Linked DNA regions of Homo sapiens: region 2 is linked to region 1. A link is an interaction called in ENCODE POLR2A ChIA-PET data of the cell type or tissue named here. Cell type or tissue: CD4-positive, alpha-beta T cell. All regions are shown on one strand. Each heading gives the region's core, and the rest is flanking DNA. Links, peaks and the distances in the headings are about the cores only. Region 1 overlaps ZNRF1 (zinc and ring finger 1). Region 2 overlaps WDR59 (WD repeat domain 59).

Region 1 (5,385 bases), core at 295-5,294:
ATTTACTATCTTAACCGTTTTTAAGTGTACAGTTCAGTGGTATTCTAAGTACTGCATGTAAGTGGACTCGTACAGTATTTGTCTTTTTGTGGCTGTCCTATTTCACTTAGCGTAGTGTCCTCAAGGTTCATCTGCATTGTAGCATATTTCAGAATTTCCTTTCTTTTAAAGGTTGAATCGTATTCCATTGTCTGTCTACCACGTTTTACTTTTCCATTCATCTGTTGCTGGACGCTTGGGTTGCTTCCATATTTTAGCTATTGTAAATAGCTGTAATTCATTGTTAGAAATGTGAATTTCTTAATATCTCTTCAAGACCCTGCTTTCACTCCTTTTGAGAATATACCCAGAAGTGGAATTGCTCCATCATTTGGTGATTCTATTTTTAATTTTTTGAGGAACCACCATACTGTTTTCCACAGTAGCTGCACCATTTTATATTCCTACCAACAGTGCACAGGCTTCCAGTTTCTCCACATCCTTGCCAATACTTGTTATTTTCTGTTTTTTTTTTTAATAGTAGCCATCTTAATGGATGTGAGGTAGTATCCCATAGTATTCATTTGCATTTCTCTAATGAATTAGTGATATTGAGCATCTTTTCATGTGTTTATTGGCCATTTGTATATCTTTTTTGGAGAAATAATCTATTTATATGTCCATGTTTGAATCAGGTTGCCTCTTTTCTTTTCTTTTGATACGGAGTTTTGCCCTGTTGCCCAGGCTGAAGTGCAGTGGTTCAGTCTCAGCTCACTACAACCTCTGCCCCCCGGGTTCAAGCGATTCTCCTGCCTCAGCCTCCAGAGTAGCTGGGATTATAGGCGCCTACCATCATGCCCTGCTAATTTTTGTATTTTTAGTAGAGACAAGGTTTCACCATATTGGCCAGGCTGGTCTCGAACTCCTGGCCTCAGGTGATCCACCCGCCTCAGCCTCCCAAAGTGCAGGGATTACAGGTGTGAGCCACCACACCCGGCCTGGGTTGCTTTTTTCTTTCGTTGTTGATTTTAGTGCAGTTTTAAGAAACTTTTTAAAGCCTTGTTTATGATAGCCAACACTAGTGACTGTAATGTATTCCCCTCGGGAATAAGTAATAAATCTGTGTTATATTTGAGTACATTTTGCTCAAAATAAAGAATTTAACGAATTGTCTCATGCCAAGAGATTTTATGAGTACTTTGGCTGTTGGTAGTGCCTTACTTTCAGAAGGATAATTTTTGGAGAAATTTCACTTCGTATTTAGGTATGTATGGTCTCTCATCTTGGTCTTGGTGAATCAGACTTGTCATAGGAGTGCTCCAACTTTCTTGTTGGTAGTAGCTTGAGCCCTCTGAAAAGTAATTAATCCATACTTCATAAAGAGTTGTTCTGAAATTAGTCACCTCTGTACTGTACTGTTTTTTTTTGTTTTTTTGTTTTTTTTTTTTTGAGGAGTCTCGCTCTGTCACCAGGCTGGAGTGCAGTGGCATGATCTCCACTCACTGCAACCTCTGCCTCCTGGGCTCAAGCAATTCTCTTGCTTCAGCCTCCCAAGTAGCTGGAATTACAGGCATGTGCCACCACAGCCGGCTAATTTTGTACTTTTAGTAGAGATGGGGTTTCGCCAATTGGCCAGGCTGGTCTTGAACTCCTGACCTCAAGTGATCCGCCCACCTTGGCCTCCCAGAGTGCTGGGATTGCAGGCGTGAGCCACCATGCCCAGCTGGGAGAAGCTTTAACCTGGATTCAGGAACAGAGGTAGGAGAACCTAAGATCACAGGCCTCATCTGACGTGGTCATTTTGCACATACTTCTTAGCTTTTTGGAGATCTTTTCATTTTGTTTCCATCTTAAATAACCTTTTCCCTGTGGAGAAGGTGCCTTTTTTGGAGAGAGCCATTAAGATTCTTTTATCCTGCTGCCTGCCTGAGTATTCTGGGAATCCTACAAGGATTTGAGGGAGCCCTTGGGATTCCAACCTAACAAATTAGTTTTCTGTAATATTGTTCTAGTCCATTTAGATTGTGTAAATGATCTAAATGGTGTAACCATTTAATATCAAAAGTATAACAGCATTTAAGTCAGCTTTTCGAAGAAACTTTTATTTTTTAACTAAAAACAAACTTTTTTTCAGAGACAAGGTCTCACTATGTTGCCCAGGCTGGACATGAACTCCTGGGCTTAAGACATCCTCCTACCCTAGCCTCCTGAGTAGCTGGGACTGTGGGCACACGCCACCATGCCTGGCCAAAGACACTTTTTTATAGCTCTGCCTGCTGCTATAACAAGTGTTCCTAAATACCCATGTACATCCTATATTATTAGATTTCCTCAACTCTGGTTAGCTATGACTGAAACATTCATGCCATTGCAGCCAGTGCCCTGGAAAGCTATAAGCAAGTCTTAAGACCTGTGATAAGGGCTGACTTGCAAGCTAGCTGCCATCCATCTTAATATCTGACGAGCCCAGTCATGTTGGCTGTGTTTAATTGATCCATTTCCTACTTGCTTCCTCAACCCAGAGGCCAAGGGCAGCACAAAAGGATAGTGAATCTAAATGTCTCCAGTTTTTTGAGGTATAGGAATCTCCTATGAAGTGGCAGACCTTTGAGAAATAGTATTATGAGCTGTTCTGTTTTGCTGTGGCTTTGGAAAACCTTTGGATTCCTCTACTGAAAATTTGTTTGAAAAAAAAATCTTTTTAATGAAACAGTGTGAGTCATAAAGCAGCCACCACCCCTTCTCATAATAGCATTTCTCACCAGGGGAATTTTTGGTAGCTGTTGGGGGAGGGATTTGAGTAGGTTGTGGATGATAAATCCCTTGAGGGGAACATAACCAAAGGCTGCCATATCAGAACGCTGGTGCTTTCCATGCTGACACCAAGCCCTGAATTCAAAGTGCAGGACAGCAGAATAGAACAGAGAAGCCTGTGCTCAGTGAATTGCTGCAGTAGCATGACCAGTGAGACTGGAGTTTCAATTAAAACACCGTTGTAGTGTAAAAGGATCATGAGATGGAAGGAGGCCTTGGGTTAGAGAGCCAGAAGCCATTTATAGGCAGAACATCAGCTTTCTGGATTAAAGGATGGCTGTGGACCTAATGATGAGAATCTAGAGGTCATGGGGAATTTCCTTACTGTCTGTGCCCCCCTTTTCCATATGGTCAGCTTGGTGCTTGGCACTGATCATGGCACACTTTACAAAAAGTGGATTCATATAAGGTCGTCTGTGCTCTTCTAAGATTTTAGGTCTAAAGCATTTAGAGTGGCGCCCAGAGGAGACGCCACCCAGTCAGCCTCCTTGTGGCATAGTGAAAATGAAACATTTAGGGATACTGAGAGCTTAGAACAAGCCAGAATTATGATATCAAATCTCAGTTGCCTGTCTTAAACTTTTCTGCCAACCTAGCGTGAGTTTTAGCTGTTTTCAACTTCATTATTTACAGTTTCTCGGGACTCATGTCTGAACCACTATCTTACATAAGCTACAGACGGGAAGGGCTGAACGGTTATTAGAAATGTGTTAAGATTTGCTTTCCTTTGGAGAGTCATGGCCTGTCTTCTGTGTTTTCCTGGCTTTGTACTTTTCTTCAAAGCCTGTTACCGGTTCCAGGTCTCCAGAGCTCAATAAAGGGGAAACAGGAAGTGAGCATTTGATGCATAAGAGCCAGCAAAACATAATAAAGGGCACAGGCATGGAACCAGGAGAGAGAATTGTGGGAGTGAGTTTTCTTGAAGGCATCAGTTCTGTAGGATTAGAGATACATCCTTCAACAATGACTTTTAACTCCTTCAAACAAGGAAAAAGCAATTAGGAACCTCTGTTCAGAAAGGACCAATTTTTCTTAGGTTATATAGTAGAGGTTCAACACTTTCATATGACAGCATACAAGTAATTATAAAGTATCTTTTGCCTAAGGAGTTCAGAACACAGAGAAAAGTGATGATCACCTTTATAAAGGAGTAAGAATTACTTCTCTGTCTCTTTACTTGAGGGCCCACAGGGTAAGTCTTATCATGAGTTCCAGCCTGGAGCCCTGACTCTTACTTTTTCTGTCCATTCAATTTTTTTTTTTTTTCCGAGATGGAGTCTCACTCTGTCGCCAGGCTGGAGTGCAGTGGCGTGATCTCAGCTCACTGCAACCTCTGCCTCCCGGGTTCAAGCGATTCTTCTGCCTCAGCCTCCCGAGTAGCTGGGACTGCAGGTGCATGCCACCATGCCTAGCTAATTTTTGTATTTTTAGGAGAGATGGGGTTTTACCATGTTAGCCAGGATGGTCTCAATCTGTTGACCTCGTGATCCACCCGCCTTGGCCTCCCAGAGTGCTGGGATTACAGGCGTGAGCCACCGCGCCAGGCCTGTCCATTCAGTTTTAGTAATGAACTCTGAAGTTTTAGTCCTGCGGTTACTAAATGGAAAAGTCAGAGATTTGTGCTATTTCAATTTGGTTCACTTGTACATTTCAGGAACTCAAATAGCTGTGTGACTCTGAAAATGGGAACTCTTTGGTGTCTTGGAATTATTTATTTATTTATTTTTAATTTAATTTTATTTTTTTTTTCGAGACGGAGTCTCACTGTATCGCCCAGGCTAGGGGGCAGTGGTGTGGTTTTGGCTCACTGCAACCTCTGCCTCCCAGGTTCAAGTAATTCTCCTGCCTCAGCCTCCCGAGTAGTTGGGATTACAGGCAAACACCACCACACCCGACTAATTTTTTGTATTTTTAGTAGAGGCCGTGTTTCACCGTGTTGGCCAGGCCGGTCTTGAACTCCTGACCTCAGATGATCCACCCGCCTTATCTTCCCAAAGTGCTGGGATTAGAGGTGTGAGCTGCCGCGCCTAGCCTGGAATTATTTTTTTAAAAATGAAATATTTTAGGCATTCAAGAAAGATAATATGCTCACCTACCAAGCAGATTATAATAACTAAAACATTACAGGTATAATTGTATGTACCCTGGCTTATTCCCATTTTCTCTTTCCCTCTCCAAAGGGAACGACTGCCCTCACTCGTGTTTTTCCCGCCATATATGTTCATGCTTTTGCTCCCTGTAGCTATCCAAAACACCATTTGTTTTCTGTAAACTTCATGTAAACTGTATAGACATGGAAGGAGAAAGATATTATGAGGTGTGTGTGTGTATATATGCTACCTCAAAATGGAGGTAGTATATAAATTCATTTTACTACTTATTGCTATAGCACATTTATTTTCACAGCTATACTCTATTGATCTATTTATTGATCTATTGATCTATTCTGTTATCAGTGGATATTAAAGTTATTTTTAGTTTTTGAAAATTTTGTTTCATTACATACGTGAATGAGTTTTTCTAGGGTACATCCTTAGTCATGAAATAGTGGGGTTACAGGGTATGTGTATGTGTGCATGCGTGCATGTGTGT
Region 2 (5,385 bases), core at 155-5,154, 79 kb before region 1:
GAGGCAGGAGAATCATTTGAATCCAGGAGGAGGAGGTTGCAGTGAGCTGAGATTGTGCCACAACACTCTAGCCTGGATGACAGAGAGAGACTCCATCTCAAAAAAAAAAAAAAAAAAAAAACAGAAAAGAAAAGAAAAGAAAAAAGTTCAGGTAATGTCTCGGAGCAAGACTCCATCTCCAAAAAAAAAGGAAAAAGGGAAGAAAAAAGTTCAGGTAATGTTCTAATGAAGATGAATCCCTGGAGAAATCAGACTATGTAGTTTGATAATTTGGATTTATAAATATCTATGTGTGTTTTCCTGACTTTATCACAGTATAAACATTGATTTTTAACATACTATTCTAACTTAAATAAGCCTTGGGTTTATTTTCTCATGGAAAGCTTAATTAATTTAAACTTCCTAAATTATGTAACTATTTATATGAATTACAGGAGTTATCATTTCCACAAAATATTTAAAATTATTAAAATATAAAAATTACATTAAATCGAATGAATGAAAACAACTGATGCTTTTAAAAAAATGTTTGCTCTTATGAACTTTCTTTTTTCTTTTTTGAGAGATGGTATCCCTTTTTCAGGCAGGTTGGAGTGCAGCGGCACAATCTTGGCTCAATACAACCTCGACCTCTTGGGCTTGAGCTATTCTCCCACCTCTGCCTCCCAAGTAGCTGGGACTACAGGTGGTTGCTACCATGCCTGGCTAATTTTTTGCATTTGTTGCAGAGATGGGGTTTTGCCATGTTGCCCAGGCTGGTCTCAAACTCCTAAGTTCAAGCAATCTGCCCGCTTCAGCCTCCCAAAGTGCTGGGACTACAGGTATGAGTCACTGCACCCGGCTGAACTTTCTATAATAATAAGGATCACAAGAGCTGAGTCTACAGCCTGGTGAACATGGGGAGACCCATCTCTTAAAAAAACCTCAAAAATTAGCCAGGCATTGTGGCTTGCACCTGTAGTCCCAGCTACTCTGGAGGCTGACATGGGAAGATCGTTTGAGCCCAGGAGGCCAAGCCTGAAGTGAGCTGTGATTGTGCCATTGTATTCCAGCCTGGGTAACAGAGCAAGATCTTGTCTCAAAAAAAAAAGAACAACTTAGCTATTCCATTACAGTATCAAGGTAAATATGTTTAATATTTCTTTAACAAACTCTTAATATAAACTTTTGCTCCTGTGTTATAATATCAACTTAAATTATAATTTCAAAATCTTTAAGACCTTGAACTAATATTAATGAATAACCTTTGAATATATAATGTTTAAGCATAATTTTATATATACACATATATATATTTATTTTATTTATTTATTTTTTTAAGAGATAGGGTCTCACTCTTACCTAAACTGGAGTGCAGTGGTCTGATCACAGCTCATTGCAGCCTCAAACTCCTGGGCTCAAGCAATCCTCCTGCCTTAGCTTCCTGAGTAGCTGGGATGACAGGTGCATGCTACCAGCCCAGCTATTTTTTTATTTTTTAGAAACAGGGTCTCACTATGTTGTCCAGGCTCATTTCAAACTCCAGTCCTCAAGGGATCCTCCCACCTCGGCCTCTCAAAGTGCCAGGATTACAGGCATGAGCCACCATACCCAGCCAAGAGTATCTTTTGAAAATTGAGTCATGAAACATAATTTTTACACACACACACACACACACACACACACACACACACAACTATCCTGGCTCCTTATTTTGATACTATTTATTTATCTGAGACAGGGTCTCACTCTGTCACCCAGGTTGGAGTGCAGTGGTGTGATCACAGCTCACTGCAGCCTCAACCTCCTCGGCTCCAACAATCCTCCTACCTCAGCCTTATGGGTGGCTGAGACTACTGGTATGCACCATCACACCAAGGTAATTTGTTTATTTTTTGTAGAGATGGGGTTTCACTATGTTGGCCAGGCTGGTCTCCACCTCCTGGGCTCAAGTGATCCTCCCTCCTCAGACTCCCAAAGTGCTGGGATTACAGGGGTGAGCCACCATGCCCAGTCTTGATTGTTTATTGATTGTCCAGTTAATAGGGTGAAAGGATTTACAAATACCTTTCGATCACATTAGTATACATGCTTACTTCTGCTGCCTTAAAAATGTCAAATGTTATCTATGATTGTAAGAGGATGTGTTTGCAAGATAATACATGTGTTTCTTGATTTATCAAGGAGAAAAATGGAATAATTTCGCCTTATATATTACATGTTGACAAAGCTGGCCAAATGTTATGGATTTTCTTGTAAAAAATGCCTTGTGGAAAAGATTTTTGTGCAAAACATTATATGGATAGTACACAAAAGGAATAAAATTAAAATGCCAGCCTGGGCAACATAGCAAGACCCTACCTCTACAAAAAAAACAAAATAATTTGACATGGTGGCATACACCTGTAGTCCTAGCAACTTCAGAGGCTGAGGTGGGAGGATCACTTGAGCCCAGGAGTTCAAGGCTGCAGTGAGCTGTGATCATGCCACTTGGAGTGCAGCCTGGGTGACACAGTGAGATCCTGTCTCTAAAAAAGAAAAATCACACCTAAAATGTAGGTTTTATTTCCATTTAAACAGCAACTGATCTCTGAGCACATCATTTGTTTAAAACAGTAAAAACTCAGTCTACACCTAGAGAGCAGAGATTCACCAAAATACTGTTACTTTTTGTGTTTTTCATAAAGCTCATGAATCATATGCCTAAATCCCTTGTTTTTTAAAAATGCTACCATTCTTAATAATTTTTATCACTTACTGCTGTATTTAACTTTAGTTTCACTATATATCAAGACTGCAATCATTTCTTATCTTTATTTATTTATTTATTGAGATGGAGTTTAGCTCTTGTCGCCCAGGCTGGAGTGCATGTGGCATGATCTCAGCTCACTGCAACCTCCACCTCCCAGGTTCAAGCGATTCTCCTGCCTCAGCCACCCAACTAGCTGGGATTACAGGCTGCACCACCACACCAAGCTAATTTTGTAATTTTAGTAGAGATGGAGTTACACCATGTTAGTGGGGCTAGTCACGAACTTCTGACCTCAGGCGATCCACCCGCCTCGGCCTCCCAAAGTGTTGGGATTACAGGCGTGAGCCACCGCACCAGCCATTTCTTATCTTTAGACCCTTATATAACAACTCTTTTTTGCCAAATTCAGGTCCTATGTTCAAAATAATAAAATGGTCAAGATGTCTTTTCAGCTTAAACTACTTTTGGGTTTCCCACATGGCCACAGGGTAAACTATAATTCGCCCCTCAACTTATAAAAGGAATGATACTCAAAATAATTAGATATGCTTGTCATTCTGCAGATTTTTAATGAGCTCTACACTGTGCATGCCTCCCTATTATCAAATCCACAGTATGTGGAAAGCTAGCAAAGAAAAGTTCAGCCTCCCCAGATTAATTATATACAAGTAAAATGTTGTTAATATGAATACATTTCAGCAACTGTTTACTTTTCAATTTGGATAGAAACATATTCACGTTCATGCATAAAGACTGGCATATAACTGTTAGCAAGATTAATCCTTTTTTTTTAAGAAAAAAAGAAAGATTTTGTTTCTAGATTTAAATATGTTCACCAACTGGTGACAATTATACAATTTATGGGATTAATTAGAGGACCCTGGAGATTTGATAATATCCTCACTGTTCATAACATGCTCTTGCTCTCAAGGCAATCACTGATGCAGTCTTATAAAACGATTATATGTCATTTGCAAACAGAAGACTTCATTCTATTTCAATCTGATACAGGTAGTTATTATAAATTAACCGGAGCCATTCCATCCCCCCATTCACAGATAATTTCTCCTTTTCATTTACCCTTTTCTAAGGGTCCCTGCTACAAGCTACAGATCAGAAAAAAGTCCTCTGAAGAAATATCAGGGGCCAGGTGTGGCTCACGCCTGTAATCCCAACACTTTGGGAGGCTGAAGCAGGAAGACTGCTTGAGCCCAGGAGTTCAAAACCAGCCTGGGCAAGACAGTGAAACAAAATATATATTTGTTCTTTATATATAGATATATACATATCTATATAGACAAAGAGAAATATAAAGAAATATCAGAAGAGCCTTGGTCAAAAAAGAACCAGGTTTCCTTGAGGGTTGATGTCCTAGGAAACAGACTCAAAGCTACATGTTTCTCACCAGAATGTAGCAAGGGTGGTCGGGCATGGTGGCTCATGCCTATAATCCCAGCACTTTGGGAGGCCGAGACAGGGAGAATGCTTGAGGTCAGGAGTTTGAAACCAGCCTGGCAAACATGGTGAAATTCCATCTCTACTAAAAATACAAAAATTAGCCTGGCATGTTGGTGCACCCTTGTAATCCCAGCTACTGAGGGAGGCTGAGACATGAGAATTGCTTGAACCTGGGAGGCAGAGGCTGCAGCGAGCCAAGATCACACCACTGCAATCGAGCCTGGGCAACAGAGCAAGACTCTGTCTCAAAAAAAAAAGAATGTACCAAGTGACTATGTCTGGATTTCCAGGACTCTCTTTGTCTAGAAGGCAGCAATTTTGTGAAATAGGCTGCTGTTAACCCAAGATCAGGGAAAAAAAAAGATTATGTAAAATGATATAAACTCATTTAATTGTAGTTAATGTTCTATTTCTAAGGGCCACATAAGAAAAATTCTTTTCTTTCTTCTTGATCTATCCCTAACCTTCAACTCAATTGTTTTGTAGTTAAATAATTTATAAACTGAAGTGAAATACACATTTAGTGATACCTTGCTCCAGCTGACCCCTTAGAATTTAGAAAATAAAAATATAATAAAAATAATTAATATAAATTATGAGCTAATAAATTGTCATATAAACTTAAAAATGATTATGTAGAAAAATTACACATATTGGTCCTTATCTACTAAAAAAATGGTTGAATGTTATGCAAAGTCCCTTTTCTAAGTTTCTTCACTTTTTATGATCATGCTATTTACATACATTCAATAAAAATTGTCTTGCTAGCACTGTGGGAGGCCAAGGCAGGTAGAGCACAAGGTCAAGAGATTGAGACCATCCTGGCCAACATGGTGAAACCCCATCTCTACTAAAAACACAAAAGTTAGCTGGACATGGTGGCATGCACCTATAATCCCAGCTGCTCAGGAGGCTGAGGCAGGAGAATCGCTTGAACCTGGGAGACGGAGGTTGCAGTGAGCCGAGATCGCGCCACTGCACTCCAACCCGGGTGACAGAGCAAGACTCCACCTCAAAAAAAAAAAAAAAATTGTCTTCCTTCTAGGATATAGTGGAATAAATCAAATACCATGCCAAAAATCTCATTTCATTAATAAGCTAAGCCTGCTGGTAAAGAACAGAGAAGACTTTGTATGGGGAAATAATGCCCCAGCCTCCCAAAGTGCTGGGATTATAGGCATGAGCCACCATGCCCG

Evidence for each region. Peaks named below come from ENCODE experiments on the same cell type or tissue, not always from the same donor. Only the 100,000 strongest peaks of a DNase experiment are listed, where the experiment ranks them.
Region 2: POLR2A ChIA-PET joins it to region 1 with 7 read pairs; 2 of 35 experiments call an interaction of 5 or more read pairs at or near these places.

The regions. Positions count from the first base shown.
Region 1 is chr16:75,009,305-75,014,689 of GRCh38, forward strand. The region is part of intron 1 of ZNRF1 (zinc and ring finger 1); the gene reads left to right. Among named protein-coding and RNA genes, the nearest start is that of ZNRF1, 13 kb to the left of the region's middle. RefSeq lists enhancers at 2,516-2,625, 2,936-3,025. In CD4-positive, alpha-beta T cell, for the core only: no CTCF peak of the experiment used is centred there; a DNase peak (open chromatin) is centred at 2,797; H3K4me3 peaks cover 702 bases; H3K27ac peaks cover 1,329 bases.
Region 2 is chr16:74,930,794-74,936,178 of GRCh38, forward strand. All of the region lies in intron 8 of WDR59 (WD repeat domain 59), which reads right to left. Among named protein-coding and RNA genes, the nearest start is that of WDR59, 52 kb to the right of the region's middle. In CD4-positive, alpha-beta T cell, for the core only: no CTCF peak of the experiment used is centred there; no DNase peak of the experiment used is centred there.